2 separate regions of the Homo sapiens genome follow, and region 1 is linked to region 2. Evidence: read pairs that join two places in POLR2A ChIA-PET (ENCODE). Cell type or tissue: Panc1. All regions are shown on one strand. Links, peaks and the distances in the headings refer to the core of each region. The heading gives the core; the rest is flanking DNA. Region 1 holds the start of IFNL1 (interferon lambda 1). Region 2 holds the start of NCCRP1 (NCCRP1, F-box associated domain containing).

What was found. ChIA-PET counts read pairs that join two places held together with the same protein. Peaks named below come from ENCODE experiments on the same cell type or tissue, not always from the same donor. Only the 100,000 strongest peaks of a DNase experiment are listed, where the experiment ranks them.
Region 1: POLR2A ChIA-PET joins it to region 2 with 10 read pairs; 3 of 35 experiments call an interaction of 5 or more read pairs at or near these places.

The regions. Positions count from the first base shown.
Region 1 is chr19:39,288,857-39,305,126 of GRCh38, reverse strand. IFNL1 (interferon lambda 1) reads right to left here and starts at 8,720. Exons shown (of 5, transcript NM_172140.2): 1 at 8,535-8,720; 2 at 8,245-8,322; 3 at 7,020-7,163; 4 at 6,831-6,914; 5 at 6,454-6,736. The coding sequence starts at 8,705. The coding sequence ends at 6,611. In Panc1, for the core only: no CTCF peak of the experiment used is centred there; a DNase peak (open chromatin) is centred at 12,259; H3K27me3 peaks cover 1,164 bases.
Region 2 is chr19:39,182,702-39,198,732 of GRCh38, reverse strand. NCCRP1 (NCCRP1, F-box associated domain containing) reads right to left here and starts at 1,769. Exons shown (of 6, transcript NM_001001414.2): 1 at 1,414-1,769; 2 at 618-680; 3 at 480-531. The coding sequence starts at 1,750. It also overlaps a transcript of PAK4 not described here. In Panc1, for the core only: no CTCF peak of the experiment used is centred there; a DNase peak (open chromatin) is centred at 3,442.

The DNA of each region.
Region 1 (16,270 bases), core at 5,278-13,277, 100 kb before region 2:
TCAGTCATGACGACTCCTAGGTACTGAGGGCTTTTCACAAGCCAGGCACAGTGCTCCCAAACCCTCCCTGATGCACGGATAAAGAGCATGCAACCCAGTGCATGGCACATAATGCTTAGGAAATGGAGTTACTCCAATAATAAGTATGACTGCATTTAAAGCCTGCACAGGTATATGCAGTGTGTGCACACAATTTTCAAGATGAGGAAACTGAAGCTCAGAGAGGTTAAGGAGCATCTCCAAGATCACACAGCCAGTTAACAGCAGAGCCATGATTGGAAAGCTGACTGCCTCCAACCTGCACACAGAACCATCAGGAATCTTGTCTCTAATTCACTTGATAAAGCATTATTGAGCATGTATTATGTAACTGGTCCTATGTAGGGGCTATCGCAGTGAACAAAATAGATGAAACAAAACAAGAAAGCCCTGCTCCGTGGTGCCTATATTCTAGAGGGAGGAGAAATAAACAAATAAGCAATTAAATGAGTCCAGGAGGTTGAGGCTGCAATGAGCCCTGATTGCACCACTGCACTCCAGCCTGTGTGGCAGAGTGAGACCCAAAAAACAAGCAAACAAAAACGAGTAAATAATGCATGTCCAGTGGCAAATAAATGTTGTGCCAAGAATGAAAACAGGATGATGGCATAGAGAATGACTTTGAGGCCTACTTTAGGTGGGAGGGTGAAGGATGGTGATGACAGAGCTAAATAAATGCATTGTGAGAAAAGCAGGGAAAAGCATTCCTGGCAAAGGGAACAGCATGTGCAAAGACCCTTAGGAAGTAGTGTGCTTGATGTGTTGGAGGCAGTGTGTCTGGACTGAAGTGGGAAGAGTGAGAGGAGAGTAGGTGGGAGAAGCAAGTGGGTTCTACAGAACCTTGTGAGGTGTGGTCAAGAGTTAACATTTTATTCTTTGGGGCCATGGGAAGCCAATGAAGGGTCTTTACCAGGGGTGGTATGTGGTCTGATTTCTATGGAGACCCCAGCTTTGGGGTGAGGTATGCCTACCTTCAAAACAGAATTGGGGGTGGGTGCAGTGACTGACACGTAATCCCAGCACTTTGGGAGGCCAAGGTGGGAGGATCGCCTGAGGTCAGGAGTTCGAGACCAGGCTCGCCAACATGGTGAAACCCTATCTCTACTAAAAATACAAAAATCAGCTGGGCATGGTGGGTGCCTGTGATTTCAGCTACTTGAAAGGCTGAGGCAGGAGAATCACTTGAGATTACATCACTGCATTCCAGCCTGGGTGACAGAGTGAGACTCCGTCTCAAAAATAAAAAAAAAAAGAAAAAGTTGTGGGGTGATTGCAAAGCTACAAGGAACAGAGCTTTAGAGAAAGGAACCCAGACTCAACCCCACCAAGACACTCTCCCTACACAGCTCTCTTCTCTGCTTGGCTCAGCTCAGACTCATCCCTTTCAACTGCATGTGGCGGGGGAAAATGGTCATTTATTTACAGACACAGACTCAATCTTTCCAGAGCCCAGAGATAAAATGGCAGAATCTCTAGTCCTAAGAGAAAAATCTCAGGGAAGAGCTCTTATCGGCCTGGCCGAGGTCACATAGCAACCCCTGCACTGATTGCCGCATCCAAGGGAATGAATGGAATGCTTTGATTGGCCAGGTAGGGGGTGGGTGGGTCCTATGTCCCGGTTGTGTGTCCTGGGAAGTAGGGATTGCTAAATATTAGGTTGAACCACATGAACTTGCCATTTTTGTAGGTCACACATTGTATAGTATTGGCAATTTTATGTGGTTGAAGGTAAATACTCTCCAGAAAAAGTAGGATAAGAAATCTTGTTGGCTGGGTGTGGTGGCTCATACCTGTAATTCCAGAACTTTGGGAGGCCAAGGTGGGATGATCACTTGAGGCTAGGAGCTTGAGACCAGCCTGGGCAACATGGCGAGACTCTGTCTCTACAAAAATAAAAATAAAAAATTAGCCAAGCATGGTGGTGTGTACGTGTAGTCCCAGTTACTCAGGAGGTGGTCTTGAGCCCAGGAGTTTGAGGCAGCAGTGAGCTATGATTGAGCCACTGCACTCCAGCCTGGATGACAGAGCAAGATCTTAAAAAAAAATAAAACAAAGAAAGCTTGTTGCTGTAATATGCTAGTCTCAAAAAAGAAAAAAAAATAAGAAAGCTTGTTGAGCATATAAAAGCAATAGAGGCTGGACACAGTGGCTCATGCCTGTAATCCCAGCACTTTGGGAGGCTGAGGCGGGTGGATCACCTGAGGTCAGGAGTTCGAGACCAGCCTGGCCAACATGGTAAAATCCTGTCTCTACTAAAAGTACAAAAATTAGCCATGCATGGTGGCGGGTGCCTGTAATCCCAGCTACTCAGGAGGATGAGGCACGAGAATCACTTGAACCTGGGAGGTGGAGGTTGCAGTGAGCCAAGATCGCACCACTGCACTCCAGCCTGGGTGACAGAACTAGACTCTGTCTCAAAAAAAAAAAAAAAAAAAAAAAATATATATATATATATATATACACAAATATATATATATATACACACATATATATATATATATACACATATATATATATATATACACACATATATATATAAAATAAAAAATAAAGCAATAGAAACCCCGGTGTACTATGCAGAAGGATTTTTGGAGGAGGAAGTGATATTGTGGAAATGAGCCAGGTGAAGACTTGGTCGTGGGAGAGTGGTGGGAACTGTCCTAAGCAGAGGGAACCACTTAAGCAAAGGCCACCATGAGAGAGGACAAGGAAAACTTGTTACTGTGCTCTGGAGATGGAGTGCTTGCTCTAATTGATCAAATTGGAGTCATGTGTCCAGCCAAATGAGGGAGTAGGAAAGGAGGTCATTTCCGAAGGAAAATTGAAGCACTGTTACCAGGAGTAATGGATGCTGCTCAGGCAAAACTAAAATATATCCAGTTCAAAATCTCTTCTATAAAGCCTTGGCATCTCCAAGTAGAGATTTGCAACCTTGTTTTCTTCCATTGCAACATTCATAATTGAAGAGACTCATATGCCTGGGCTCAGACATGTCCTATATGATTAAAATTTTTATGAAATATTAATTGACCACATTCTCTGGGTTCAGTGCTGGCCATGCAGAGATGAATTTGTGGGGATACATTTGGCCACAAGAAACAGAAAAATCCAATTAACACGACTTAAGCAAGAAAGACATTCAGTTATGTCACCTAAGAGTAAGTCTGGAGTTAGGGGATTCTGGGGTTTGGTGCAATGGCTTATTAATATCAGCAAGGACCCCGTTTTCTACTCTTTTGTTCTACCTTCCTCAAAATGATAGCTTCACACCCTAAACTTGTTGCCTTGTGGTCACAAAATGGTTGCCATAGCTCTGGGTCTCACATCCTCATACCAATGAACTAAGCAGGAAGGAAGGGAACAAGTGGGAAAGAGTTCTGTTTGTATTAAGGAAGAAAAATATGTTAAAATAATAAGAGTAACAGCAACAAACACATGTATGGGGCTCCGCCTTTGCCAAGCTCTGTTACATTTTTTACATAAATTAACTTTTTTTTTTTTTTTTTGAGACGGAGTCTTGCTTTGTCACCCAGGCTGGAGTGCAGTGGCACCATCTCGGCTCACTGCAACCTCTGCCTCCTGAGTTCAAGCGATTCTCCTGCCCCTCAGCCTCCCGAGTAGCTGGGGTTACAGGCACGCACCACCACACCCGGCTAATTTTCGTATTTTTAGTAGAGATGGAGTTTCGCCGTGTTGGGCAGGCTGTTCTCAAACTCCTGACCTCAAGTGATCTGCCTGCCTCAGCCTCCCAAAGTGCTAGGATTACAGGAGTGAGCCACTGTACCCAGCATAAATTATTTAAGAAGCCCTTAATTTCATGGCCACCCTGAGCTGCGAGGGAGCCTGGGAAAGCAGGTATCAGGCAAAAGGGACAGAAATTCATGTCCTGGGCAGGGCACCATGCTGCCCCCTACCCAAACTGAGGTTCTGCTAGTCACAGACTTTATAATGTAGTGGGAATGGCTGTGAGGTTATGTGTAAATTTTTAAGACATTTACAAATAGCTTTTTTACGTTTAACTCCCCTTTCTTTCTCTCTCTCTCTCTCTTTCTTTTTTTGAGACAGTCTTACTTTGTCACCCAGGCTGGAGTGCAGTGGCACGATCATGGCTCACTACAGCCTCAACCTCCTGGACTCGAGCCATCCTCCTGGGACTGGGACTACAGGCATGTGCCACCATGCCTACCTAATTTTTAAGTTTTTTTGTGAAGATGTGGTCGCTATGTTGCTCAGGCTGGTCTCTAACTTCTGCGGTCAAACAGTCCTCCCACCTAGGCCTCCTAAAGTGCAGGGATTATAGGCGTGAGCCACCACACCTGGGAACATTTAACTTGTTTTTGGTTATCAAAGGGAGTGCTTCAACTTTTGCCCGTTGGTTGTGTGTAATTTCTGTGTATGGCTGTACTTCAGCCCTCTGACTCCTAATCAAGAAAATACTCAAGAGTGCAAAGGAGGCTGGGAGCCGTGGCTCATGCCTATAATTCCAGCACTTTGGGAGGCCGAGGTGGGAGGATCACTTGAGGCCAGGAGTTCGAGACCAGCCTGGCCAACATGGTGAAACCCTGCTTCTACTAAAAATACAAAAATTAGCTGGGAGTGGTGGCATGTGCCTGTAGTCCCAGCTACTCAGGAGGCTGAGGCAGGAGAATCGCTTGAACCCAGGAGGTGAAGGTTGCTGTGAGCTGAGATCTTGTCATTGCACTCCAGCCTGGGTGACAGAGCAAGACTCCGTCTCAAACAAACAAACGATACAAAGAAGTGAGAGTTATAGGATTATAAGAATGGAATTTTATTCTGAATCCCCTGTAATGTAACAAAAAGTCAACCATTCAGAAACCTTGGTGGAGCTGGTGTGGTGGCTGACGCCTGTAGTCCTAGCACTTTGGTAGGCCGAGGCAGGAGGATTTCTTGAGTCCAGGAGTTCGACACCAGTCTGGGCAACATAGCGAAACCCCGTTTCTGCAAAAATTACAAAAATTAAGTGGGGGTGGAGGCACATGCCTGTAGTCCCAGCTGCTCGGAAAGCTGAGGTGGGAGGACGGTTTGAAACTAGGAGGTGGAGATTGCAGTGATCTGAGATAGATCGTACTACTGCACTTCAGCCTGGGCGATGGAGCCAGGCGCTGTCCCCCTCTCCCCAACCCAAAAAAGAAACTCTGATGAGTTATTTTGGTAATAAATTTCTTGTGACACACCTCACAGTGAATTGTGATGGGCTGGTGGCTCTCTCACTGTTTCAATGATTTCTTGCCTTATAACAAACCCAACTTAGTGGCGTAAAACAAATATTATTATGCTCACAGTTTCTGTGGGTCAGGAACTTAATCAGGGCCCAGTGGTGATGGCTTGTCTCTGCTCCAGCTGGGACCTAGAGTCATCTAAATGCTTCTTCACTCGCATGTCTGGTTCCTGAGCTGGGGTGATTCAAAAGCTATACTGGGACTATCAGATGGAGTACCTATATGTGGTCTCTCTGTATGTCTGGGCTTCTCACACCATTGTGGTTAGGTTCCAGGATGTAGCATCCTGACCGCTTTTCTTTTCTTTTCTTTCTTTTTTTTTTTTTCTTTCTCGAGACGGAGTTTCACTCTTGTTGCCCAGGCTGGAGTGCAATGGCGTGATCTCCGCTCACCACAACCTCCACCTCCCGGGTTCAAGCGATTCTCCTGCCTCAGCTTCCCGAGTAGCTGGGATTACAGGTATGCATCACCACACCCGGCTAATTTTTGTATTTTTAGTAGAGATGGGGTTTCTCCATGTTGGTCAGGTTGGTCTCAAACTCCCGACCTCAAGTGATCTGCCCGCCTTGGCCTCCCAAAGTGCTAGGATTACAGGCCTGAGCCCACGGAGGCTGGCCTTTTTTTTTTTTTTTTTTTTTTTTTTTTTTTTTTTTTTAAGATGGAGTTTCTCTCTTGGTGGCCAGGCTGGAGTGCAGTGATGTGATCTCGGCTCACCACAACCTCCACCTCCCGGGTTCAAGCATTTCTCTTGCCTCAGCCTCCCGAGTAGCTGGGATTACGGGGTCATGCCACAACTCCCGGCTAATTTTTGTACTTTTAGTAGAGACAGGGTTTCACCATGTTGGCTAAGCTGGTCTCAAATTCCTGACCTCAAGTGATCTGCCTGCCTCAGCCTCCCAAAGCACTGGGATTACAGGTGTGAGCCACCATGCCTGGCAGTACACACACATACTTGCACACGTGTGGGCATGAACATGCACAGTTACGCACCTTTGGTTAGACTCAAGTTCAGGCAGACACTCATTTCCATACAAATACATACATAGTCACAGAAGTCAGGCACACACAAATATACACAACGAGTCACAAATTTTGCCTGCATCACCCAGACATCCACACCCAGTCACAGACCCACAATCACACACACACTCAAGGATTCACCTATCACAGAAGGTTCCAATTCCTTGTTGTTTATTTGTGCATAATGTATAAAAGTAAAACAATAAACTCAGCCCTATGTCTCAGTCAGGGCTGCAGCTTCATAAATAAAGGGTGAGAGGAAATAAATTAAGGAAGGAGTAGGGCTCAGCGCATAAATAAGGTGTGGGGTGTCAGGTGGACTCAGGGTGGGTTGACGTTCTCAGACACAGGTTCCCATCGGCCACATATTTGAGGTCTCGCGTGAGGAGGCGGAAGAGGTTGAAGGTGACAGATGCCTCCAGGCAGCCAGCGGACTCCTGTAGGGGAGGAGGGGATGGGTCAGGGGCTGTCCAGGGTCTGGGCTCCTATTGGCTCCCCAGACCCTGGTCCTTCTCTTCCTGGGTCACTCACCTTTTTGGGGGCCTCCTGGAGCCGGTGCAGCCAGTGGTGGAGGCGGCCCCGGGGCCTGGGCCCTGCTGTGGGCTGAGGCTGGATCTGTGGGCAGAAGAGGGCGGTGTGTGAGGCGGAGCCTGGGCCACCACAGGGGAAGGATGCTGCTCAGAGCCCACAGACCTGGGTGCCCGGGCCCCAAGGACTCACACAGGCCTGGAGCTGGGAGAGGATGTGGTGCAGGGTGTGAAGGGGCTGGTCTAGGACGTCCTCCAGGGCTGGGCCAGCAGCGGCCTCCAGGACCTTCAGCGTCAGGGCCAGCTCAGCCTCCAAGGCCACAGGGCGCTCCCTCACCTGAGGAGAGGTGAGAAAGAGCAGGTGAGGGAGAACAGGCAAGAAGACCCAGTTAGTGGGGACAGGTAGGCAGTCCTGGGGAAGGTCGGTGACACAGTGCATGTGGTGGGGACAGGTGAGGGGTCTGGGGAGAAGGAGACAGGAGGGGGAAGACATGAGGAAGGATACAGGTGAGGCAGGATGGTCAAGGAGGCAGGTGAGGGGATAAGTGAAATGGAGACAAATGAAAGGGGACTTACGGGGGTCACAGAAGTTCTCTGGGGCGGGGTGGGGACGGGTGAGGAGAAAGCAGGTTGGGGGCACAGTAAGAGAGGGACAGTTGCATGCACAGAGAAGAAGGGTAGGGCTGGGTGTGGTGGCTCACGCCTGTAATCCCAGCACTTTGGGAGGCCGAGGCGGGTGGATCACCTGAGGTCAGGATTTCGAGACCAAGCCTGGCCAACATAGTGAAACCCCGTCTCTGCTAAAAATACAAAAATTAGCTGGGCATCATGGCACATGCCTGTAATCCCAGCTACTCGGGAGGCTGAGGCAGGATAATTGCTTGAACCCGGGAGGCAGAGGTTGCAGTGAACCGAGATCATGCCACTGCACTCCAGCCTGGGCCATAGAGCAAGACTCTGTCTCAAAAAAAAAAAAAAAAAAAAAAAAAAGAGAAGGGTGGATGAGGGGGGAGCATGAGCTGGATGAATGTCAGTGAGAGATAATGAGGGACAGGTGACAGAGGCAGGTGAGAGGGAGAGGGGGTCAGTGTTGGGAACAGACAGGGAGAAGTGGAGCAGGACGAAAGGCACAGGTGGGCGACAGACTGGAGACATTTGGGAGAGAAATGAAGAGTGAGAGTGGAAGTGACAGGGACAGGTGAGCGAGCTAGGGAAGTGGGGCCGATGGGAGATGATAAAAGGGACCCAGGGGAAGGACAGAGTCAAGAGAGCAGTTTTGAAGTGGCAGGGGCACAGGACAGGTGAGGAGAGGTCCAAGAGAGTGAAGGACAAGGGAAACAAAGAAGGCTAAGGGGCCACTTAAGAAGAGGGGGGAGAGGGTCAAGGGAAGGGTGAAGGGGGCCTGACTTTCAGCTCACCTGGAGAAGCCTCAGGTCCCAATTCCCGGGGAAGACAGGAGAGCTGCAACTCCAGTTTTTCAGCTTGAGTGACTCTTCCTAGAGAGCAAGGGCAGGGGTTAGCCCACAGCAGGATGGCTGGAAGCTAGCTCATAGCAGCAAGGATGAAGTTGGCCTGACAGCATGGGTTTAACCCAGTGCAGAAAGGATAGAGGTTTGCCATAGTTGGAAGGCTAGAGGCTAGCCCACAGTAGAAGGGCAGTAATTGGGACACCCGTAGAAGTGGTTCATCCACAGCAACAGGAACTCACCAAGGCGTCCCTGGCCTTCTTGAAGCTCGCTAGCTCCTGTGGTGACAGAGATTTGAACCTGCCAATGTGGCAGCCCTTCCCAGTTGTGGTGGGCTTGGAAGTGGGGACAGGGCCTGCCACGGCCAAGCCTAGCACCAAAGTCACCAGCACCACGGTCCAAGCTGCAGCCATGGCTAAATCGCAACTGCTTCCCCAGCGGCATGGCTCTGCTTTTTAGCCACGCAAAATGGGCAATCCAAGATGATGTGTGTAAAGTGAAAAGGTAATTGGAAATGAGAATTTCCACTTTGACTTAAGAGGCATGAGTGGGCGGGGCCCGTCTGGGAGCCTGATGAGGGAACAGGTGTGGGCAGGGCCAAGTGAGCTGGGAGCTGCATCAAGAAGGAAAGAGAAACTGAAATCCTTAGAACTCCCTGGGCAGCTTTCAGCCAACTGGCCTCAGGGAGTCCCTGACGGAGGCTGAGATTAGGGATAAGGCTACCTGAGTGGCAGAGAGGAAGCTTCTTTTTTATTCTAAATTAGCCAGGTGTGGTGGCATGCGCCTGTGGTCTCAGCTACTCAGGAGGCCGAGGCATGAGAATCACTTGAACCCGGGAGGCGGAGGTTGCAGTGAGCCAAGATCGTGCCACTGCACTCCAGCCTGGGTGATGGAGTGAGATCCTGTTTCAAAAAAAAAAAAGCTTGTTTTTTATTTTATTGTTATTATTATTTTTTGAGACGTAGTTTTGCTCTTGTTGCCCAGGCTGGAGTGCAATGGTGCAATCTTGGCTCACTGCAACTTCTGCCTCCCGAGTTGAAGCGATTCTCCTGCCTCAGCCTCCTAAGTAGTTGGGATTACAGGTGCATGCCATCACGCCTGGCTAGTTTTTGTATTTTTAGTAGAGACTGGGTTTTACTATGTTGGTCACGCTGGCTTCGAACTCCTGACTTCAGATGATCTGCCTGCCTTGGCCTCCCAAAGTGCTGGGATTACAGGCGTGAGCCACCACCTTACTTTATTATTTATTTATTTATTTTTGTAGAGATAGGGGTCTCACTATGTTGCCCAGGCCAGTCTTGAACTCCTGGCCTTAAGCCATCCTCCTGCTTCAGCCTCGCAAAGTGCTAGTATTAAAGGCATGAGCCACTGCTCCTGGCCAAGAAGGAGCTTCTGCCATTGGTTTAAGAATGTCCCATTAACTAATTTCAGTTCATGCTCCTAATGTTTCTCTGAGTAGTTATTTTTATAATTGTGATGGTTAATTTTAGGTGTCACCTTGACTGGTTAAGTTTATCAGATAGCTGGTGATGCGTTAATTCTGGGTATGACTCTGGGGTGTTTCCAGAAGAGATTGGCATTTGAATCAATGGACTGAGTAAGGAAGACCCGTTGTTACCCAATGTGGTGGGCACCATCCAATTGGCCGAGGGCCTGAATAGAACAAAAAGGCAGAGGAAAGGAGAATTTGCTCTCTCTTATGAGCTGGGACACCCTGCACCTGCCCTTAAACATCAGAACTCCAGGCTCTTTGGTCTTTGAATGCTGGGATGTGCAGCTGGGCATGGTGGCTCACGCCTGTAATCCCAGCAGTTTGGGAGGCTGAGGCAGGTGAATCACTTGAGGTCAGGAGTTCGAGACCAGCCTGGCCAACATGGTGAAACCCCATCTCTACTAAAAATATAAAAATCAGCCAGGCGTGGTGGCACAGGCCTGTAGTCCCAGCTACTTGGGAGGCTGAGGCAGGAGTATCGCTTGAACCCTGGAGGCGGAGGCTGCAGTGAGCTGAGATCATGTCACTGCACTCCAGCCTGGTCAACAGAGTGAGACTCCATCTCAGAAAAAAAAAAAATGCTGGGACTTGCACTAGCTACCCCCTAAGTCCTGAGGCTTTTATTCTGGAACTGAGCTGCACTACAAGCTTCCCTGGTTCTCCAGCTTGCAGATGGCCTGTTGTGGAACTTCTTAGCCTCCCTAATTGTCTGAGCCAATTCCCCTAATAAATCCCCTCCTATCTCTCTCTCATCTATCTAGTCTCTCTCTCTCTCTCTCTCTCTCTCTCTCTCTATCTAGTCTATCTCTCTCATCTATCTAGTCTATATCTCTCTATCTATCATCTATTTATCCAAACATCCTATTTGTTCTGTCTCTCTGGAGAACCCTGACTAATACAATAATCATGCCCATTTTACTAGTGAGATAACTGAGGCATAGGAAGGCAAAGTGACTTGCCTAAGGTCCCACAGTGGGATAGAGGCAGAAATGGGGTATGATGAGTCCTATGTACTTGCTCCCTATTCCATATGCAGCCCAGGTAGAAGATGAGAACCTCTGGGGGTAGCAGGCCCACTTCTCCTTTCTGTCCCTCTGGGTAGCATGAGAGGGGTAGGGAACTCCTTATTCGCTGGGGGCAAGCGCATTTCCTGGGGACTGGAGGGGCTGCCTGGAGAGAAGGCAGGCGGTGAGTCTGGTTGCCTTGCTATCATCATCCCTGCAGTAATAGTAATTGTGTAGCAGGTAAGAAACTGCTCTGATGTGCAGACATTTCCTATTTTCACTCCTTTATTTTTTTTCTTAGCCCTTTGGTGCAGAAAGTTATTAATCATACTCTTCAGATCATAACACAGGATCACAATTGGCCCATGAAAGACCCTCCAAGGCTTTTATTCCTCCATTGCCAATTCCCATTCCCATCGCACCCCCACAGACACCCACTATAATGCACTTGATAAATAGCTGCAAAGATGTATCTTTATAATTTGTGATCTCGTGTGTGTATGTGTTTCCAATTTACATAAGTGGAATTGTGCTATAAATCTTCTACTTCTTTCTTTTTTATTTTTTAACTTAACACTGCTTCTGAGATCTCTTCACAAGCTGTGTACATCAAGTTTCCTGTGCACTGTATTTCATGGTGTATACAACCACAGCACTTTTACTTACCTATTCCCCCAGTGATGGACACTTAGGTTGCCTCTAGCTCCCCATTACCATAAGGCTCACACCTGTCCTCTGGGTGGGCGGCTTTCTGGAATATACGGTAGCACACCAGCTGATGCCCTCTACTGTATCCCCTCGGCTTGTGGATATGGTGGTCAGTTCCCACACAGGCTGACAGTTTCCTGCCTCACGTGCTTGGATCTTTCTGCTTCTCTGCTGGAGACCAAGGCCTTTCTACTGCCCACATGCAGAATGGACTGGAAGTAGCAGGATTGATTCCCCCAGTAGCAGTCCTCAAACAGTGAGGGCTGAAAGCAATGGAATAAATACTGCAGCTTCCCTTTCCCTTGGAGGGTCAATTCTCGGGCGACTTCTACATGACTCCTTGATCTTCTGACTGTCCCCAGAACAAATGACTTCTAGCTGCTCACAGCAGTAGCCTTTTTGGGGGCTGGAATTAGGGTGGGTCAAATTAGGGGACCAGAGTCAAAATTTAAGCAGGGGGCCAGGCGTGGTGGCTCACACCTGTAATCCCAGCATTTTGGGAGGCCGAGGTGGGCAGATCACCTGAGCCCAGGAGTTCGAGACCAGCCTGGCCAACATGGTGAAACCCTGTCTCTACTAAAAATACAAAAATTAGCTGGGTGTGGTGGCATGTGCCTGTAAACCCAGCTACTCAGGAGGCTGAGTCACAGGAATCGCTTGAGCCTGGGAGGCGGAGGCTGCAGTGAGCCGAGATTGTGCCACAGCACTCCAGCCTGGGTGACAGAGTGAGACTCTGTCTCAACAAACAAACAAACAAACAAAAATTAAGGAGGTGCTCACTCTGAGTCAGGGAAGTGCTCTAGGTGCCTCCCTCTACTCCAGACTCTGCACCATTTATTGGCTTTTTGCTCTTCCTGGCTCAGTTTCCCCACTCGCTTGTGCTTCTGGGAAACAGCTCCCAAATAAGCCACCTGCATCTTTGGCTTCAGGATATGCTTTTGGGAGAACCTGAACTGAAGATTGCTGGGTCACAGGGCATACCTGTGCTTATATGGTCTAATCAGTGCTGTTCATTAGAACTTTCTGCAATGACAGAAATATTGTGCATCTTTACGGTCCAATGTGGCTGTTAGGTATTTAAAATTTGGCAAGTGCAATGCAGGAACTGAATTTTCAATTTATTTCATTTTATTTAAATTTAATTACTGTATGTGGCTAGTGGCTATCATGATGGGCAGCACAGCTCTACATATTCATCCTTTGCTCTCCCAAATAGTTGCACCTGTATCCCTCTCTCCAGAAGTGCTCGAGGGTCTATATGCTGGCAATACTGTAGCCTCCCCAACACTTGGATCTGATTTAGATGATGAGATCCTGGGGCTTGCATCTGAGCCTGCCATAGTAGATGAGATTTTTGAGGTTGAGGAAAGACATGAGTCTATTTTGCATGTGGAAGGAATATAAATAATTTGTGGCCAGAGAGCTGACTGTTAAAACTTGTCTTTGGCCTGGCACGATTATTCATGCCTATAATCCCAGCACTTTGAGAGGCTGAGAAGGGAGGATTGCTTGAGCCCAGGAGTTTGAGCCCAGCCTGGGCAACATAGCAAGACCTCATCTCTACAAATTAAAAAAAAAAAAAAATAAGGGCTGGGCGTGGTGGCTCACACCTGTAATCCCAGCAGTTTGGGAGGCCGAGGCAGGCAGATCATCTGAGGTCAGGAGTCCAAGACCAGCCTGGCCAACAGGGTGAAACCCTGTCTCTACTAAAAATACAAAAAATTAGCCAGGTGTGGTGGCGCTACTCGGGAGGCTGAGGCACGAGAATCGCTTGAACCCGGGAAGTGGAGGTTGCAGTGAGCTGAGATCATGCACTCAGCCTGGGTGACAGAGTGAGACTCTGTTTCAAAAAAAAAAAAAAAAAAAGTTTAATCCCCAGTATGGCAATGTTGGGAGGTGGAGCTTAGTCGGAGGTGTTTGGGTCCTGGGGGCAGATCCATTGTGAATGGTTTGGTGCCATCCTTGAGGTAATGTGTGAGTCCTCACTCTGTTAGGTTTCTCAAGAGCTGCTTGTTAAAAAGAGCCTGGCACCTCTCATCTCTCTTGCTTCCTCTCTTGCCACATGGTCTCCACACATGCAGCTCCCCTTTGCCTTCCATCCTGAGTGGAAGCAGCCCGATGCCCTCACCAGGAACAGATGCCAGTGCCATGCGTCTTGTACAACCTGCGGAACTGTGAGCCAAATAAGCCTCTTTTCATTATAAATTGCCCAGCCTCAGGTATTCCTTTATAGCAACACAAATGCACTAAAACAGATATACAGCCCAGCTTTCAGGTCACCTAAACTATGGTGGGGGCCCTATCACCTCTAATTCCCACCCCACCAAGGACCCCACACAGCCATTTTTACTCTACTGCTGTCCTGGGGCCCAAGGAGCAAAAGAATTATACCTGCACACGTAGACAATTTCTTCTTTTATGTACAAATAGGCTTGTTTGTGTGTGTGTGTGTGTGTGTGTGTGTCTCGTTACAATTACTATGTAACAAATTACCCAAAACTTGTGATTTGTTCACTGTGTAAGGTGACTAGCACCAGAAATGTGTGAACAGAGCTCTGATTATTGCCTCAGCAATGACAAGATTAAAAAAGAAACCAGCATTTCATAATGTAATGTCTCAAAAGTCCAGGATACAAGAGAAAATAACTTGTTATACTCATCATCTCAAGAACTAGGAAAATCTCAAGTGGAATGGGAAAAGCCAATCAATAGATGCCAACACTAAAATGATACAAATATTGAAATTATTGGACAAAAATATTTAAAAAATTTTTATTTATTTGCTTTTTAAGATATGGGTGAAATCTCACTTTGTTGCTCAGGCTGGCCTCAAACTCCTGGCCTCAAATAATCGTCCCTCTTTGGCTTTCCGAGTAGCTGGGATTACAGGTGTAAGCCACCATGCCTGGCTCTCTGACAATAATTTTAAAGTAATTGTCATAAAAATGCTTCAACAAACAATCATGAATACTTTTGACACAATTTTTTTTTTTTTTTGAGACAGAGTCTTGCTCTGTCGCCCAGGCTGGAGTGCAGTGGCTGCAAGCTCCACCTCCCGTGTTCATGCCATTCTCCTGCCTCAGCCTCCTGAGTAGCTGGGACTACAGGCACCTGCCACCACGCCTGGCTAATTTTTTGTATTTTTAGTAGTAGAGACGGGGTTTCACCGTGTTAGCCAAGATGGTCTCGATCTCCTGACCTCGTGATCCACTCACTTCAGCCTCCCAAAGTGCTGGGATTACAGGAGTGAGCCTCTGCACCTGGCTGACACAAAAATTTTTAATAGAAAGTTTCATCAAAGAAATAGAAGGTATAAAGAATTGAGTGGAAATTTTAGAACAGAGAAATATAAGAACTGAAAAATACAAGAACTGAAGTAAAACTCACTGAAAGGGCCAAATAGCAGAATGGAGATGGCAGAAGAAAGAATCAGAAAACTTGAAGATAGGTCAATAGAAATTACTCATTCTGAACAACAGAGAGTAAGTAGCAAATAGATTGAAGTATGAACAAAGGATAGAAAGTAGATTTTTAAAAATGAAAAGAACTCCAGGGAGGTGGAGGTTAAAGCAAGCCAATATCGCACCACTGCACTCCAGCCTGGGGGACAATGTGAGACCCTGTCTCTAAAAAAAGAGAAAAGAAAAGAGCTCCAGGGACCTTTAGTACATTAAGTTTTAACACTCACATCACTGATGTTCTGGATGAACAGAAAGAAAGTGGGGACGGGCATGGTGGCTCATGCCTATGATTTCAGCACTTGGGGGAGCCAAGGTGGGTGTATTGTTTAAGCTCAGGAATTTGAGACCAGCCTAGGCAACATGGCGAAACCCTATCTCTACCAAAAATACAAAAATTAGCCAGGCGTGGTGGCAGGTGCTTGTGGTCCCATGGTCCCAGCTGCTTGGGAGGCTGAGGTGGGAGGACCACCTGAGACAGGGAGATGAGGCTGCGGTGAGCTGTGACTGCACTCCAAATGGGGTGATGGAGCGAGACTTTGTTCCCCCACCACAAAATAAAGATACCTATATATTTATAAATCAGGGAGGATAAAGGGACCTAAATTGTGATGTTTCCTACATTCCATTTGAAGAGATAAAATATTAATACTATTGCATTGTGATGTTATATATATACTGTAATTCCAGAGCAACCACTAAAAAACTATATAAAGAGATATACTAAAAAAAAAAAAACTATAGATAAAGCTAAATGAAACACTAAAAAAAAGCTTAGTAATCCACAGGAGGGCAATGAAAAGGAAACAAGAATAAAAAACAGAAGGAACAGAAGAAAAATAAGATGGGAGACTTAAGTTCTAATATATCTGTAATTACATTAAATGCAAATGGTTTATATACAGAGATTGGCAGAATATATTTTAAAAAACTGTATGCTGTCTACAGGAAACTCATTTCAAATATAATGACATAGGTAGGTTAAAAGTAAATGGATGGAGGCCAGGCGTGATGGCTCACACTTTAATCTCAGCATTTGGGAGGCTGAGGTGGGTGGCTCACTTGAGGTCAGGAGTTTGAGACCAGCCTGGCTAACATGGTGAAACCTCACCTCTATCAAAAATACAAAAGTTAGGCTGGGCAGGGTGGCTCATGCCTGTAATCGCAGCACTTTGGGAGACTGAGGAGGGCTGATCACCTGAGGTCAGGGGTTCCAGACCACCCTGGCCAACATGGCGAAACCCTGTCTCTACTAAAAGTACAAAAAATTAGCCAGGTGTGGTGGCAGGAATCTGTAATCCCAGCTACTTGGGAGC
Region 2 (16,031 bases), core at 1-8,000:
AATCTGAGCACTTTGGGAGGCTGAGGCAGGCAGATCACTTGAGGTGAGGAGTTCGAGACCAGCCTGGCCAACATGGTGAAACTCCGTCTCTACTAAAAATACAAAATGAGCTGGGCATGATGGCGCACACCTATAATCCTAGCTACTCAGGAGGCTGAGGCAGGAGAATTGCATGAACCTGGGAGGCAGAGGTTGCAGTGAGCTGAGATTGCGTCACTGCACTCCAGTCTGGGCAACAGAGTGAGACTTCATCTTAAAAACAAAAACCAAAAACCAATAATAGCTGCTATTGACTGGTGCTAGCCAGACCTGGCCGGGCCCTATGCTGTGTGTTTTACAAGCATTCTCTCTTATGCTAACCCTGTTTACAGAGCAGGAAATGGAGGTCCAGAGAGGCCAAGTCAGTTTCTCCAGGTCTCACAGTGAGGAAGGGTGGAGCAGGGAATGGAGTGTAAGCCACACTGGCCCTGGCGACTCACCTTTGGTTCTGCTGGAGCTTTTCAGTTCTAATGTACCAGCCACGGAAATTGCCTGCAGGTTGGGGAGCAAAGGGTTAGGACACCCCAACGCTGGAGGACCCTCCCCACCCTCAGCAACCTGGCCCTCCAAGCACTTACCCAGAGTTTCCAGGGGTCGCTGGGTGGGACCAGTAGGGGGTGCTGGCTCATAAATGTTGATGCCTGAAATGGACAGGTGAGTGGAGCCTCTGGGCAGCCCCTCCATCTTCCACCGCCTCACCCCTCCCTACCCGCAGGGCTATACACTGGAAGGGCAGGAATCTGTGCCAGGTCAGGGAAGCCCGGCAGGGATGAGTGAGTCAGGGCTCTGGGCTGGGGAGAGGGCAATGCCAGGGGTAAGTGGGGTGTGGTGAGACAGACAGAGACAGAGGGACAGAGAGAAGAACCCAGAGAAAGAGACAGGCCAAGAGTTTGAAACCAGCCCAGCCTGGCCAACATGACGAAACCCTGTGTCTACTAAAAATACAAAAATTAGCCAGGCATGGTGGTGCATGCCTGTAATCCCAGCTACTCGGGAGACTGAGGCAGGAGAATTGCCTGAGCCTGGGAGGCGGAGGTTGCAGTGAGCTGAGATTGCACCACTGCATTCCAGCCTGGGCGACAGCAAGACTCCGTCTCAAGAGACAGAAACATAGGCAGAGGGGGAGAGAGAGAGGAGGAGAGAGAAAGAGAGATGGAGAGGTGTGAGGGAGAGGTGTGAGAGAGGTAGGTAAGAGACATGACAGAGAGACAGGTGGTAAAATGGAGAGGCACAATGACAGAAAAAGAGACAGAGGGATGCAGAGAAATGCATAGACAGAGAGAGACAAAGAGGTAGAGAGATAAGGAAACAGGGAAAGAGGAAGAGACAGACGGTCAGGGTGGTGCCTCCTGGCTGCTCTGGGCCCTTGCGCACCTTCGGGGTTGGGCGAGCGCAGCAGGTTGCGGTAGAGCGGCCGCCGCAACAGGAGCAGCTTCCAGGTGAGGCGCTGGGGCAGCTCCAGGCCCCCGCTCAGCGGCCCCCACTCCTCCAGCAGCAGCTGCCGGGCGTGAGCCTCGGACGGCTGCGCCGGCTCGGGGAGCTCGGGGGCCTCCGGGGCTGCGGGCGATGGCAGCGACGGCGGCGAGGGCAGTGGTGGCGGCGACGGCGGCGGTGAAGGCGACCGTGGCGAGGGAGGCAGCTCCTGGAGGCTCGCGGGCCCATCGGCTTCCATCCCGCCACCGAGCGCGTGTCCCTCACGCACCTCCTCCATCCCTCGAGGCTGCGCGACTGTCCCGGTTTCACAGGGCTGGGGTTAACTGGGAGCGGGAAGGGGCAGGGCACCCTGGCTGACATTTAAGAGAGGGGCGTGTCGGGGGAGGATCTTGTCCCTCGGACCCTCCTCCCTCAGACCCAGGAGTCCAGGCCCCTAGCCCCTCCTCCCTCAGACCCAGGAATTCAAGACCCCAGCCCCTCCTCCCTCAGACCCAGGAGTCCAGGCCCCTAGCCCCTCCTCCCTCAGACCCAGGAATTCAAGACCCCAGCCCCTCCTCCCTCAGACCCAGGAGTCCAGGCACCAGCCCCTCTTCCCGCAGACCCAGGAATCCAGGCCCCCAGTCCGTCCTCCCTCAGATCCAGGAGTCCAGGCACCAGCCCCTCCTTCTTCAGACCCAGAAGTCCAGGCACCAGCCCCCTCCTTAGGTCCCCAGACTTCCTGCCCCAATTTTCCCAGGGCCAGCTGAGGACCCAGCGTGAGCCTGACAGAGCGTGTGACTAATGTGCTAATGCCAGGGCTCCGGGCTGTCTAATGGGACCCGTGCACCTCATTAAGATCCAGCATGGCAGGATTAAGAGGCTAATTAACGAAGACCCCCCTCCTCCCCCTCCCCACTCTGCAGAGGGGGAGTGGATGGATGAGCTGAGGTGCAAAGGGAAGGTCCTGCCTCTGCCACTTCCTTCTCTGTCCTCACCTGGGACACCCCCTTGGGGCCCTGACACATACTGTCCAGAAAACCAAGGTGAGGAGAGCAGAGAGACACCCAAAACCAGAGATGAGGAGCCTCAGAGATGGGGGACCCCAGGGAGGCACAAAGATGGCAGTGAGAGGGAAGCAGTGATCCCAACTGGGTGTTCTGGGGGCCTGCACCCCTGCCTGGGACTGGGGTGGGGGGCTGCAGAAGCCTCCCCCATCAGAGGTCACGAGGAGGTGGGAGCAAGGGACGGGGCACAGGTGGGGACAGGAGGTCAGGTGTGGAGGAAGTGGGGTGGCAGAGGAACCTGTAGCGCCAGATTCCCACAGCCACTTCCTGCCCGTGGCCACATCCCTCTACCTGGCCCAGGTAAGCTCAGCACTGAGCGCTTGCTTCTCTCTCTCTCTCTCTCTCTGATGGAGTCTCACTCTGTCACCCAGGCTGAAGTGCAGAAGCACGATCTCAGCTCACTGCAACCTCCGCCTCCCGGGTTGAAGTGATTCTCCTGCCTCAGCCTCCCGAGTAGCTGGGATTACAGGCATGTGCCACCACACCCAGCTAATTTTGTAGTTTTAGAAGAGACGAGGTTTCACCCTCTTGATCAGACTGGTCTCAAACTCCTGACCTCAAGTGATCCACCTGCCTTGGCCTCCCAAAGTGCTGGGATTACAGGCGTGAGTGCTTTCTACTGAGCGCCTCTAAGTTCATTTCATTCTCCTACAAAGACAAGGTGGGTGCTACTATGACTGGCATTTTATAGGTAAAGGAAAAGTAACAGCAAACATGTGTGTGCAGCTGTGTGCTGGCGGATGCCCTCTGGGACGGGTCTTTCCAATACAACAACCCTGTGAGGGGTGCCATGGAAACAGAAGCTGCCTTCCCAGGCTGGGTCCCATATAGTCCCAGATAACTCCACATGCTTTCACAGGCACTTCCTGCCCCAACGCTCAGACACTCACAGACACTCAGCGGGTGGGGGACAGAAGTCACGCCCCAGTGATAATGATCATGTAATTGAGGCTGCCCTCATGCCAGGCATTGCACTAAGTCCATTAGTTGCAATGGACTTAGGTAATTAATTAGGCAATTAATTCAGTCTCCACATCCACCCTAGGAAGTAGCATGACTAGGAAGTCATGTGCATTTAGCAGATGAAGAAACTAGGCACAGAGAGGTCTAGTAACTCACCCAAGGTTGCACAGCTGGTACACAACGAGTTAGACACACTCGCATACAGAATCTTAGAGAACATACACAGGGACACAGATTCAAATTGCCCCCAAGGGCTGAGTGTGGTGGCTCACACCGGTAATCTAACACTTTGGGAGGCTGAGGCAGGAAGATCACTTGAACCCACGAGTTTGAGACCAGCCTGGGCAACATGGCAAGACCCCATCTCTACAAAAAAATTAATAAATTATCTCAGTTTGGTGGAACACACCTGTGGTCCCAGCTACTCAAGAGGCTGAGGTGGGAGGATCGCTTGAGCCCAGGAGGTCAAAGTTGCAGTGACCTGAGATCGCATCACTGCATTTTAGCCTGGGTGACAGAATGAGATCCTGTCTCAAAGAAACAAAAAACAAAAACAGGCCAGGCGCAGTGGCTCACACCTGTAATCTTAGCACTTTGGGAGGCCAAGGCAGGCGGATCACTTGAGGTCAGGAGTTCAAGACCAGCCTGGCTAACATGGTGAAACCCCCATCTCTACTAAAAAAAAAAAAAAATACAAAAAAAAAAAAAATTAGCTGGGCATGGTGGTGCGTGCCTGTAGTCCCAGCTACTCGGGAGGCTGAGGCCGGAGAATCGCTTGAATCCAGGAGGCAGAGGTTGCAGTGAACTGAGATCGTGCCACTGCACTCCAGGCTGGGCAACAGAGCAAGACTCCATCTCAAAAACAAAACAAAACAAAAAACAAATCGCCCCTGGGAAGAAACATGGGCTCATACAGAAGCAAGCAGGAGATGATGGTTACATTTATTGAGTCTTGGACTCTTTGAACCTCACAACCCTGCAGAGTTGGGAACTGGTAATTGTATCTCTATTGACAGATCAGGGAACTGAGGCAAGAGAGGTGAAGTGACTGCCCTGGAAAGTTGGGAATTAACCAGTGCCCAGCGGGTGGGGAAAAACCAGGGGAGGGAGCAGATCAACAAATACTGCACCTGGAAGTCCCCAGCAGATTCCCAGGCAAACACTGGCAGAGCTCACAACACACGCACGACCAGACACTCCCACCACCACCACACGCACACAAACCCACGCCCTTGTCCTGGCTGCCCACCCTCCCTGCCTGAGACCTGTCATCGCCATGGGGGAGGAGGAGAAGGAGAAGGAGGGGTGTCTGGTGAGTGTAGTCAGAGCTGTGCCCAGGTCAGAATCCAGGGCAGGGAGTGGCTGGGAGCCGGAGGAGACTAGGACAGAAGGGCAGCCAGGAGTCTGTAGAGTGGCTGGATGCGGTGGCTTGTGCCTGTAATCTCAGCACTTTGGGAAGCTGAGGCGGGCAGATCACTTGAGCCTAGGAGTTGGATACCAGCCTGGGCAACGTGGTGAGACCTCGTTAGCCAGGCGTGGTGGCACATGCCTGTAGTCCCAGCTACTTGGGAGGATGAGGCAGGAGGATTGTTTGAGCCTGGGAGGTGGAGGTTGCAGTGATCTGAGATGGCGCCGCCACTGCACTGCAGCCTGGGTGATGGAGCGAGACCCTGTCTCAAAAAACAATAATAATAGGCCGGGCTCGGTGGCTCACACCTGTAATCCCAGAACTCTGGGAGGCTGAGGTGGGCAGATCACTTGAGGTCAGGAGTTTGAGACCAGTCTGGCCAACATGGTGAAACTAAAAATACAATCTCTACTAAAAATACCAAAAATTAACCAGGCATGGTGGTACATGCCTGTAATCCCAGCTACTGAGGATAATCACTTGAACTGGGGAGGTGGAGGTTGCAGTGAGTCAAGATGGCACCACTGCACTCCAGCCTGGGCAACAGAGAGAGATTCTGTCTCAAAAAATAAAAAATAAAAAGAATTGAAAAAAAAATAATAAAGGAAAATAAAGAAAACTAGAGTCTGTAGAGATTGACATCCCCTCCTGCCTACCCCTACCCTGGCTGTGGTTTTCACATGATCTCCTTTCTGGGTGCCTCGCTCACATCTGTTCCACACACACCCATACACATGACAGCCACAGGGGTTGGACTAAAGCCTGAACTGTGTCACTCCCCCAGTTAAGCCCTCCATGACTCCCCAGTGCCCTCAGGAGAAAAATCCCATCTCTTTGGCCAGCATCCAAGGTCCTGGGTTTCTGGTCTCTGCCTCCAGGACCTGTTCTCTTGCATCTCAGGGCTTTTGTGGTTCCCAAACTCAGCGGTTCCCAAACTTTAGGGCAGGTTCTGTCAGATTCACCCAGGGAGCCTCTGAGAAATGTGCATTTATTTCCAAGGAGCCGGCTTCAGTAATTGTGATGGGCCCCAGAATCTATGAGAAACCCTTTTACTTCAATCCAAGGGATCCAGGGCCACAGCTGGGCCCTGCAAAGCCAAGTGCATTATTATTATTATTATTATTATTATTATTATTATTATTTGAGTTAGGATCTTTCCCTGTTGCCCAGGCTGGAGTGCAGTGATGCTGATCACAGCTCACTGCAGCCTCGGCCTCCCAAAGTGCTGGGATGACAGGGGTGAACCACACTGCACCCGGCCTCCAAGTGCATTCTAACAATAAGTCCCAAACGTCCCCCTCTCTCCAGCAGGGGGATGGTAAAGTCCCTAATATGGGGGTTCAGCCCCGACAGGCTATTTCCCAAATACGTCAAAGCCTGGGTGACCAACACAGTCCCTCTTCCCCAAAGCCACGTCTCATATATCACGAAGTACAGAAAGCACGAGCAGTGGTATGACCACGTTGGAAAAGGATTGCACAATTTCTTTTCTTTTTTTTCTTTTTTTTAGACAGAGTCTTGCTCTGTCGCCCAGGCTAGAGTGCAGTGGCGTGATCTTGGCTCACTGTAACTTCCCGACTCCCAGGTTCAAGCGATTCTCCTGCCTCAGCCTCCTGAGTAGCTGAGATTACAGGCATGCACCACCACACCCAGCTAATTTTTTTGTATTTTTAGTAGAGATGAGGTTTCACCATATTGGCCAGGCTGGTCTTGAACTCCTGATCTTGTGATCCACCCGCCCCGGCCTCCCAAAGTGTTGGGATTACAGGCATGAGCTCCTGCACCTGGCCGACAATTTCTTATAAAACAAAAAATATGCACAACCTACGACACAGTGACCCTGCTCTGAAGTAGTTAGCCAAGGGAAATGAAAACATTGTCCACACAGAGACCTGGTCACGGTACTTTTTCATAACAGCTGCAAACTGAGGGGAACCCGAGTGCCCAGCAACGAGTGGGTGCATAAACTAACTGGAATGGCCACAATGGAGCACACTTCAGCAAGGAGAGGAATCACCTTTTTTTTTTTTTTTTTTTTTTTTTTTGAGACAGGGTCTGGCTCTGTCTCCCAGGCTGAAGTCCAGGGGCACGATCTCGGCTTAATGCAACCTCCATCTCCTGGGCTCAAACGATCCTCCTGCTTCAGCCTCCCAAGTAGCTGGGACCACAAACACACACCACCAAGCCCAACTAATTTTTGTATTTTTTTGTAGAGACAGGGAGTCTCCTCATGTTGCCCAGGCTGGTCTCGAACTCCTGAGCTCAAGCAATCCTCCCGCCTCGGCCTCCCAAAGTGTTAGATTACAGGTGTGAGCCACCACGCCCAGCCCAGGAATGATCTATGGGTACATACAAAACACAGATGACTCTCAAACACATTGTGATGAATGAAAGAAGCCAGGCAATACAGTGATACATTTTTAAAATTTATTTATTTTACAAATTTTGTATTTTTTGTAGTGATGGGAGTCTCACTGTGTTGCCCAGGCTGGTCTCACATTCCCGGGCTCAAGAGATAGTCCTGCCTCGACTTACCAAAGTGCTGGGATTATAGGTGTGAGCCACTAGGCCTGGCCAGTGATAGATTTTAGAGCATAAAGAAAAAAGAAAGCCGGGCGCGGCGGATCACGCCTGTAATCCCAACGCTTTGGGACACCGAGACGGGCGAATCACCTGAGCTCAGGAGTTCAAGACCAGTCTGGCCAACATGATGAAGCCCTGTCTCTACTAATAATACAAAAATTAGCCAAGCGTTGATGCACGCCTGTAATCCCAGCCACTCGGGAGGCACGAGAGTCGCTTGAACTCGGGAGGCAGAGGTTGCAGTGAGCCAAAATTGCACCACTGCTCAGTGTCGCCTTGGCGACAGAGTGAAACTCCGACTCAAAGTAAATAAATAAACAAAAGAACAATAAAGAAAAAGGAAAGAAAGAAGCCAGACATAAAAGAGTACCGACTATGTGATTCCAGTTATCTAAAGTTCTGGAAAAAGCAAAACTAATCTAGAATCAGATACAGCAGGTCTGTAATTTCACGAGGCTGGTGGGGCTTAACTACAAAAAGGCACAAGAGTAAATGCTGTGGGCTGATGAGAAAGTTCCATTTTAATTGCAGTTGTCATTATATGGGTGTATACATTTGTCAAAATTCAGCAAACTGTAGATTTAAAATGGGCGTAGTTTATTGTATGTAAATTATACCTCAATAAGAAACAAAACAAAAACAGTATGCCAATTCTCTCTATGTTGCTAATAAGAAAGTATCTACGAGGCAGTTATTAAGTAGAAGAGCAAGATATGGAACAGTGGGCCTTGTGCTTCAAAATGGATGCCGAAGAAGAAAAAGAAGAAGAAAATATACATACATATATATATATATATATATATATGTATATAAAATGAAGATTTGTCAGATCTCTTCCAGAAAGTGACTCTGCGGGCGAGATCTGGTGGCGTCCGAGACAGGCAAGGTGGGGACAATGACTTTGTACTCTATGTCCTTTGAAACTTTTGGATTTGGTATCACTTATGCGTATTACTTCTTTTAAGTATTACACTTTTTTTTTTTTTTTCCTGAGATGGAGTCTCGCCCTGTCACCCAGACTGGAGTGCAGTGGCACGATCTTGGCTCACTGCAACCTCCACCTCCCGGGTTGGAGCGATTCTCCTGCCTCAGCCTCCCGAGTAGCTGGGATTACAGGCACCTGCCACCACACCCAGCTAATTTTTGTATTTTTACTAGAGATGGGGTTTCACCATGTTGGCCAGGTTGTTCTCAAACTCCTGACCTCAAGTGATCTGCTCACCTCAGCCTCCCAAAGTGCTGGGATTACAGGCATGAGCCACTGTGCCCAGCCTATTACACTTTTAAGTGTAATTTTTGAGACAGTCTCACTCTGTTGCCCAGACTGGAGTGCAGTGGTGCAATCTCGGCTCACTGCAACCTCTGCCTCTTAAGTTCAAGCCATTCTCCTGCCTCAGCCTCCCCAGTAACTGGGATTACAGGCATGTGACACCACGCCCAAATAATTTTTTTTTGTATTTTTACTAGAGACGAGGTTTCACCATGTTGCCCAGGCTGGTCTCCAACTCCTGATCTCAGGTGATCCACCCACTGTGGCCTCCCAAAGTGCTGGGATTACAGGTATGAGCCACTACATCCAGCCTAAGTGTAATTTTTTTTTTGAGACAGGGTTTCTCTCTGTCACCAGGCTGTAGTGCAGTGGCACCACCATAGCTCACTGTAACCTCAACCTCCTGGGCTCAAGTGATTCTCCCACCTCAGCCTCCCAAGTAGCTGGGACCACAGGCACACACCACCATGCCCAGTTAATTTTTAAATGTTTTGTAGAGATGGGGGTCTCCCCATGTTACCCAGGCTGATAAAAAATATAATTTTTATAAAGCAAACAAGGTCCGGAGCCTCTCATTGCTTTCTACCACCTGTTCTTTCAACAGATGTTTATGAGATGCCTTCAATGGCCAAGCCCTGTGCACTGGGGTGTAATGTGGTGAAAGAACAGACACCATTCCTGTCCCCACGGGGCTTGCAGCCTTGTGGGGGAAGGGATGTCAATTAACTAGTTACAATTCAACAAGTAACTAGTTAATTGACAAACAGCACTAAGTGCCTTGAAGGTGAAGAATGCGCTGTCAGGGCAGAGAAGAGCAGGTGGAAGCCTTGCCTAGTTGGGGTGGTCAGGGAGGGCTTCTCGGAGGAGGTGATATTTGAGCAGAAACCTGAAGAAGGGGAAGGAATTAGCTGCACAAAGGCCTAGGAGAGGAGCATTCTGGGAGAGGAAACAGTCAGTGCAAAGGCCTTGAGGTGCGACGGGGTTTGGTGGGTTGGGGAAGAGCACGGAGGCCAGTGTGGGGTGAAGAGAATGAAGGGGAGATGAGGTCAGACAGAATGGGGCAGCTCTTTGAGGGGGTTCTTGGGAAATCAAGTACTCCATGCATATATGTGAAGTACGAGGTATCCGCAGGGGTGATGCCAGGGGCAACTGGATGTACCGGCTGGAGTCTGAGAGAGGGGTCGGGGCTGAGATGAAAATCTGGGAAGCATCACCTTGTCGACAACCAGGGAACTAGATGAAATAATAAAAGCCGGCCAATGGCCGGGCATGGTGGCTCACACCTGTAATCCGGGCACTTTGGGAGGCTGAGGCAGGCGGATCACTTGAGGTCAGGAGTTCAAGACCAGCCTGGCCAACATGGCGAAACCCCGTTTCTACCAAAAATACAACAACTAGCGAGGCATGGTGGTGCATGCCTGTAATCCCAGCTACTCAGGAGGCTGAGGCAGGAGAATCGCTTGAGCCTGGGAGGCAGAGGTTGCAGTGAGCTGAGATAGTGCCACTGCACTCCAGCCTGGGTGACAGAGCAAGACTCCGTCTCAACAAAACAAAACAAAACAAAAAAACTGGCCTGGTGCAGTGCCTGTAATTATAGCACTTTGGGAGGCTGAGGTAGGAGGATGGCTTGAGCTCAGGAGTTTGAGACAAGCCTGGGCAACATAGCGAGACCCCTGTCTCTACCAAAAACAAACAAACAACAACAAAAAAAAACAGGCATGGTGGGAAGTGCCTCTGGTTCCACCTACTTCGGAGGCTGAGGTGGGAGGATCACTTGAGCCTGGGAAGTCGAGGCTGCAGTGAGCCAAGATCGTGCCGCTGCACTCCAGCCTGGGTGACAGAGACTGTCTCAACAAAACAAAACAAGTCACCTTGTCATACGGCACACACCCTTCTTGCTTTTTTCTGCCTAACAAGATGGTTTGGTGATTGTTCTCTACTGGTACAAAGAAAGAGAGCTGGGCCATCCCCAGGCCAGATAAATTCCCCTTCCCTGCTATTCTCTATCACACCCCATTCGTCCTTTCTTGCATTCAGCATGCTTTGTAAATACCTCTGTGCGTGTGGCTGTCACTGGATCACAGTCTCTCACCCTGCCCGAATGTCATCCTCACCAGGGCAGGGCCTTGGGCAGGTCTGTTTATTGTCTGTCCCCAGCCCAGGGCTGACCTGACGTTGCTCTGCTTGCTGGGCAGGGAGGGCAGGAAGGCCCGGCTGGGCGGCAGGAGGAAGAGGCTCTGACCCAGCCGAGGCACCGCTTCCAACTTGCCCAAGCCTAGCTCCCACTGCACCTGCTGCAAAACCTGTCACCCCCAGGAGTCAGCACGTCCTGGGGCCCAAGCCTGCTGGTAGAGGGGGAAGGGCAGGGGTCCTGGAGGGTGGGCACCTGGGGCTGGGGGAGCAGATCCTGGGCTCTCTATCAGGGCTGTGGAGGGTGGGAAAGTGCAGCCAGGTCGGGAGGGGGCAGGGGTAGTAGAAAGGTGGGCTGGGGTGGGTGCTGTCTGCCCCAGATACAAACCACAGAGGTTTGTGAGGTTGGAGGGGCAGTGAGCCCACTTCACCCTGCAGGGGGCGACAGAGAGGCAGGACTGAGGTTGGATAGAAGGAGGGAAGAGTGTGGACAGGGAGAGGCAGAGACAGCAACAAGATACACAAAGAGCCAGAAAACAGGAAGAGAGGGCCCCTGTAATCCCAACACTTTGGGAGGCCAAGACGGGAGGATCGCTTGAGCTCAAGAGTTCCAGAACAGCCTGGGCAACATGGTGAAACCCCATCTCTACAAAAAAGAAAAAAATTGGCCGGGCACGGTGGCTCACGCCTGTAATCCCAGGACTTCGGGAGGCCGAGGCGGGTGGATCACGAGGTCAGGAGATCGAGACCATCCTGGCTAACACGGTGAAACCCAGTCTCTCCTAAAAATACAAAAAAATTAGCTGGGCGTGGTGGCGGGCACCTGTAGCCCCAGCTACTTGGGAGGCTGAGGCAGGAGAATGGCGTGAACCCGGGAGGCAGAGCTTGCAGTGAGCCGAGATCACGCCACTGCACTCCAGCCTGGGCGACAGAGCGAGACTCCATCTCAAAAAAATAAATAAATAAAAAATAAAATAAAATAAAATAAAAAAATTAGCCAGGCGTGGTGGCACATACCTGTAATCCTAGCTACTTGAGAGGCTGAGGTGGGAGAATCACTTGAGCCCAGGAGGCGGAGGTTGCAGTGAGCTGAGATTGTGCCACTACACTCCAGGCTGGGCGACAGAGCGAGTGAGACCTTGTCTCAAAATAAAATAAAAAACAAAATAAAATAAAAAACACCAAACGACTCCAAGCCCCCTAAATGTCCAGTGACAGTGGCTGTTCCTATCATTCATGGTTCCTCTGTTCAATGGAATATTACACAGCCGCTAACAGGATCAAAATTGCTTTTTATGTACCAGCAGGGAACAACCACCAAGATACATTGTTAAGTAGGAAAAAGTAAGGGGCAGAGGGATGTGCCCGTTATGCCAACATTCAACATTTTTTTTATTTTTATTTTTTGAGACAGACTCTCTGTCGCCCAGGCTGGAGTGCAATGGCACAATCTCGGCTCACTGCAACTTCTGCCTCCCGGGTTCAAGTGATTCTCCGGCCTCAGCCTCCCAAGTAGCTGGGATTACAGGCGCAAGCCACCATGCCCGGCTAATTTTTGTACTTTTAGTAGAGACGGGGTTTTACCATGTTGGTCAGGCTGGTCTCGAACTCCTGACTCCAGGTGATCCACCCGCCTCAGCCTCCCAAAGTGCTGGGATTATAGGCATGAGCCACCGTGCCTGGCCCATTATGCTATCTGTATGAAGGAAAATACATGTCTGTATATGCATGTAAGTATTTCCTGGTACATGCAGACATATCTGGAAGGAAGCACAAGAAACTTGTATCAGTGGCTGCCTCTGGGGAGCAGAACTGAGAGGCTGGGCATGGGGAAGGAGGTAAGGTGGGAGGGAGGCTGATTTTCCCATTTATTCCCTTTGGGATCTTTTACATTTTGTACCATGGGCTTGGGCCACCTGTTCAAATAATGAAAAAGACTAAGCAGGAGAATGAAAGAGAGAGACAAAGGAAGGCAGAGACAAAGACGTAGGAGGAGGCTGGGCGCGGTGGCTCATGCCTGTAATTCCACCACTTTGGAGGCTGAGGCGCGCAGATAACTTGAGGTCAGGAGTTCGAAACCAGCCTGGCCAACATGGTGAAACCTCGTCTGTACTAAAAATACAAAAATTAGCCGGGCGTGGTGGCCTGTGCCTGTAATCCCAGCTACTCAGGTGGCTGAGGCAGGAGAATTGCTTGAACCCAGGAGGCAGAGGTTGCAGTGAGCCAAGGTCTCGACACTGCACTTCAGCCTGGGCGACAGAGCGAGACTCCATCTCAAAAAAAAAGAAAAGAAAAAAGATGCAGGGAGAGGAGGGAACAGAGAGTTCACCTTCGTATAATCCAGCAGTCCCCAAGCGTGGCTCTGAGCTGCCCCCGTGTCCCCCAAGGGCAGTCCAGGACCCTGCTTGCTGCCCCATCTCATCCCCCAGCCAACACCTCTCCACCCCAAGTCTCCATGGATCACCCTAGGACGACAGCCTCCCTTTTGGAGTCTGCGGCTTGGGGCCTGCCCTCCTTCCGTGACCAGCCACCTGGGAAGACACAGGCACTTCTCTGTTGGTAACTGTGGTCCCACAAGTGGGGTAGTGAAGGGAGCCCTGACCCACTTCTCAGTGCTGCATGGTGAGGATATGCAGGAACTCCCAGGCCCGATGCCAGGATTCGAATCCTGCCTCTATCACTTTCTGGCTCTGTGACCTCAGGTTGACATCTTTGTTCCTGTCTCTCATCTGTGAAACAGGCCAAGGAAGGTACAGTAGTTCCGCAGAAGGCGGCTACGAGGGTCATGTTTCCTGGGCTGCGATCACAAATTCCCAGCGTGGTGGCTTGAAACAGCAGCCATGTATTCTCTCAGTTCTGGTTTGTTGTTGTTGTTGTTGTTTTGAGGACGAGTCTCGCTCTGTTGCCCAGGCTGGAGTGCAGTGGTGCGATCTCGGCTCACTGCAATCTCTGCCTCCCAGGTTCAAGCAATTCTCCTGCCTCTGCCTCCTGAGTAGCTGGGATTACAGGTGCCCACCACCACACCCGGCTAATTTTTGTGTTTTTAGTAGAGACAGGTTTTCGCCATGTTGGCCAGGCTGGTTTCGAACTCCTGGCCTCAAGTGATTCACCTGCCTTGGCCTCCCAAAGTGTTGGGATTACAGGCGTGAGCCTCCATGCCTGGCTGTATTCTCTCAGTTCTGGAAGCCGAAGTCTGAAGTGCAGGTGTGGACAGGGCTCTCCTCCCTCTGAAGCCTTCAGGACAGATTGCTTCCTGGCCCCTTCTGGCTTCTCCTGGAAGGCCCCTGGCTTTTCCTGACTCATGGCTGCTTCTCTGTGTGCCCCAAATCTCCTCTGCATTTCTCTAAAGGACACTTTTCAGTAGATAAGAGCCCACCCGGATACACCAGGGTGACCTCATTTCCAGATCCTTAACTCAGGACACATCTGCAAAGACCCTTTTCCCAAATAAGGCCACACTCACAGATTTTCCGTGGACCTATCTTTTTTTGTGAGTGGGGGGGAATCTATTTTTTTTTTTGGTGGGGGGAACCTTTTCCTTGGGGGGTGGTAACCACTACAGGAGTTAAATGGCGCAAAACTAGGAGCTTAGCAAAGCCCCTGAACACAGCCAGACTTCGATCAATGTTTTTTGTTTTTGAGATGGAGTTTCGCTCGTTGCCCAGGCTGGTGTGCAATGGCACGATCTTGGCTCACTGCAACCTCCACCTCCCAGGTTCAAGCAGTTCTCCTGCCTCAGCCTCCCGAGTAGCTGGGATTACAAGCGCCCGCCACCATGCGTGGCTAATTTTTGTATTCTTAGTAGAGACGGGGTTTCACCATGTCGGCCAGGCTGGTCTGGAACTCCTAAACTCAGGTGATCCACCCACCTCTGCCTCCCAAAGTGCTGGGATTACAGGTGTGAGCCACCTTGCCCAGCCCATTCTCCCATTCTCAATCCTGGCTGTATGTTAGGATCACCTGGCTTATTTTTATATTAAATACCTGTGACCAGGCCCCAAGCCACACAAAAGGGAGTTCCCCTTTGCTTAGAGAACCAAGCCTCAGTGTGGCCTTCAAGGCCTTCATTTCTCCCAAGATCTGCAGTTCATTCATTCTTTCCCTCACCCCTCTCCCTCCCCAGTGGCAGCCATGCTAATATGCAAATGAGTCTCCTAACCTTGCAAAATGAGGACCATTGTTTTATGTCCATAATTTGCTATTTATACACCCAGCCTTGTATTATGAATCTTATTATTGTTTTTCTTACCTGCTGTCTGGACAGGAATTTTGGGGGTGCACCCCTTCTGTTTAGCCACCCACTCCCCTGGGGTGGACATGCCCCTGCCTCCAGCTCCACCCCACAAATAATGCTACAGTGAACGTCCTCATCGACTCTTCCTCAGGTCCAGAGAGTTTCTTTGGGAAGTCACCCGGGTGTGACTATTGGAATCATTGGGAGATACATATGTGCAACACTTGACTAAGCTGGATCTGTTTTTATCAGACTCATGGTGTAAAATACCGCCGCACGGTTTGAACGTGCATGTCTCTGATGACTAACGAGTTTGAGCAGCTGTGAACACCCTTACTGGGCTTTGAGTTCTTTCTTCTCTAAATTGCCTGTTCATATCCTTTGCCCATTGTCCTGTTATGGCTGGTCTCTTTTTCTTGTTAAGAAGATATCTTATCAGTGCTAGACTCTGCAAATATTTTTCCCCATTCTGATACCTATTACAAATGAAAATTATTTTTTTTTTGAGATGGAGTTTTGCTCTTGTTGCCCAGGCTGGAGTGCAGTGGCGTGATCTCAGCTCACTGCAACCTCCAACTCCCGGATTCAAGCAATCCGCCTGCCTCAGCCTCCCAAATAGGTGGGATTACAGGCACCCGCCACCATGCCTGGCTAATTTTTTTGTATTTTTACTAGAGATAGGGTTTCACCATGGTGGCCAGGCTGGTCCTGAACTCCTGACCTCAGGTGATCTGCCCACCTCGGCCTCACAAACTGCTGGGATTACAGGTGTAAGCCACCGTACCTGTTGTTTTTTGTCTTTTTTTTTTTTTGACAGAATCTCACTCTGTCACCCAGGCTGGAGTGCAGTGATGTGATCTCAGCTCACTGAAACCTCTGCCTCCTGGGTTCAAGTGATTCTCATGCCTCAGCCACCCGAGGAGCTGG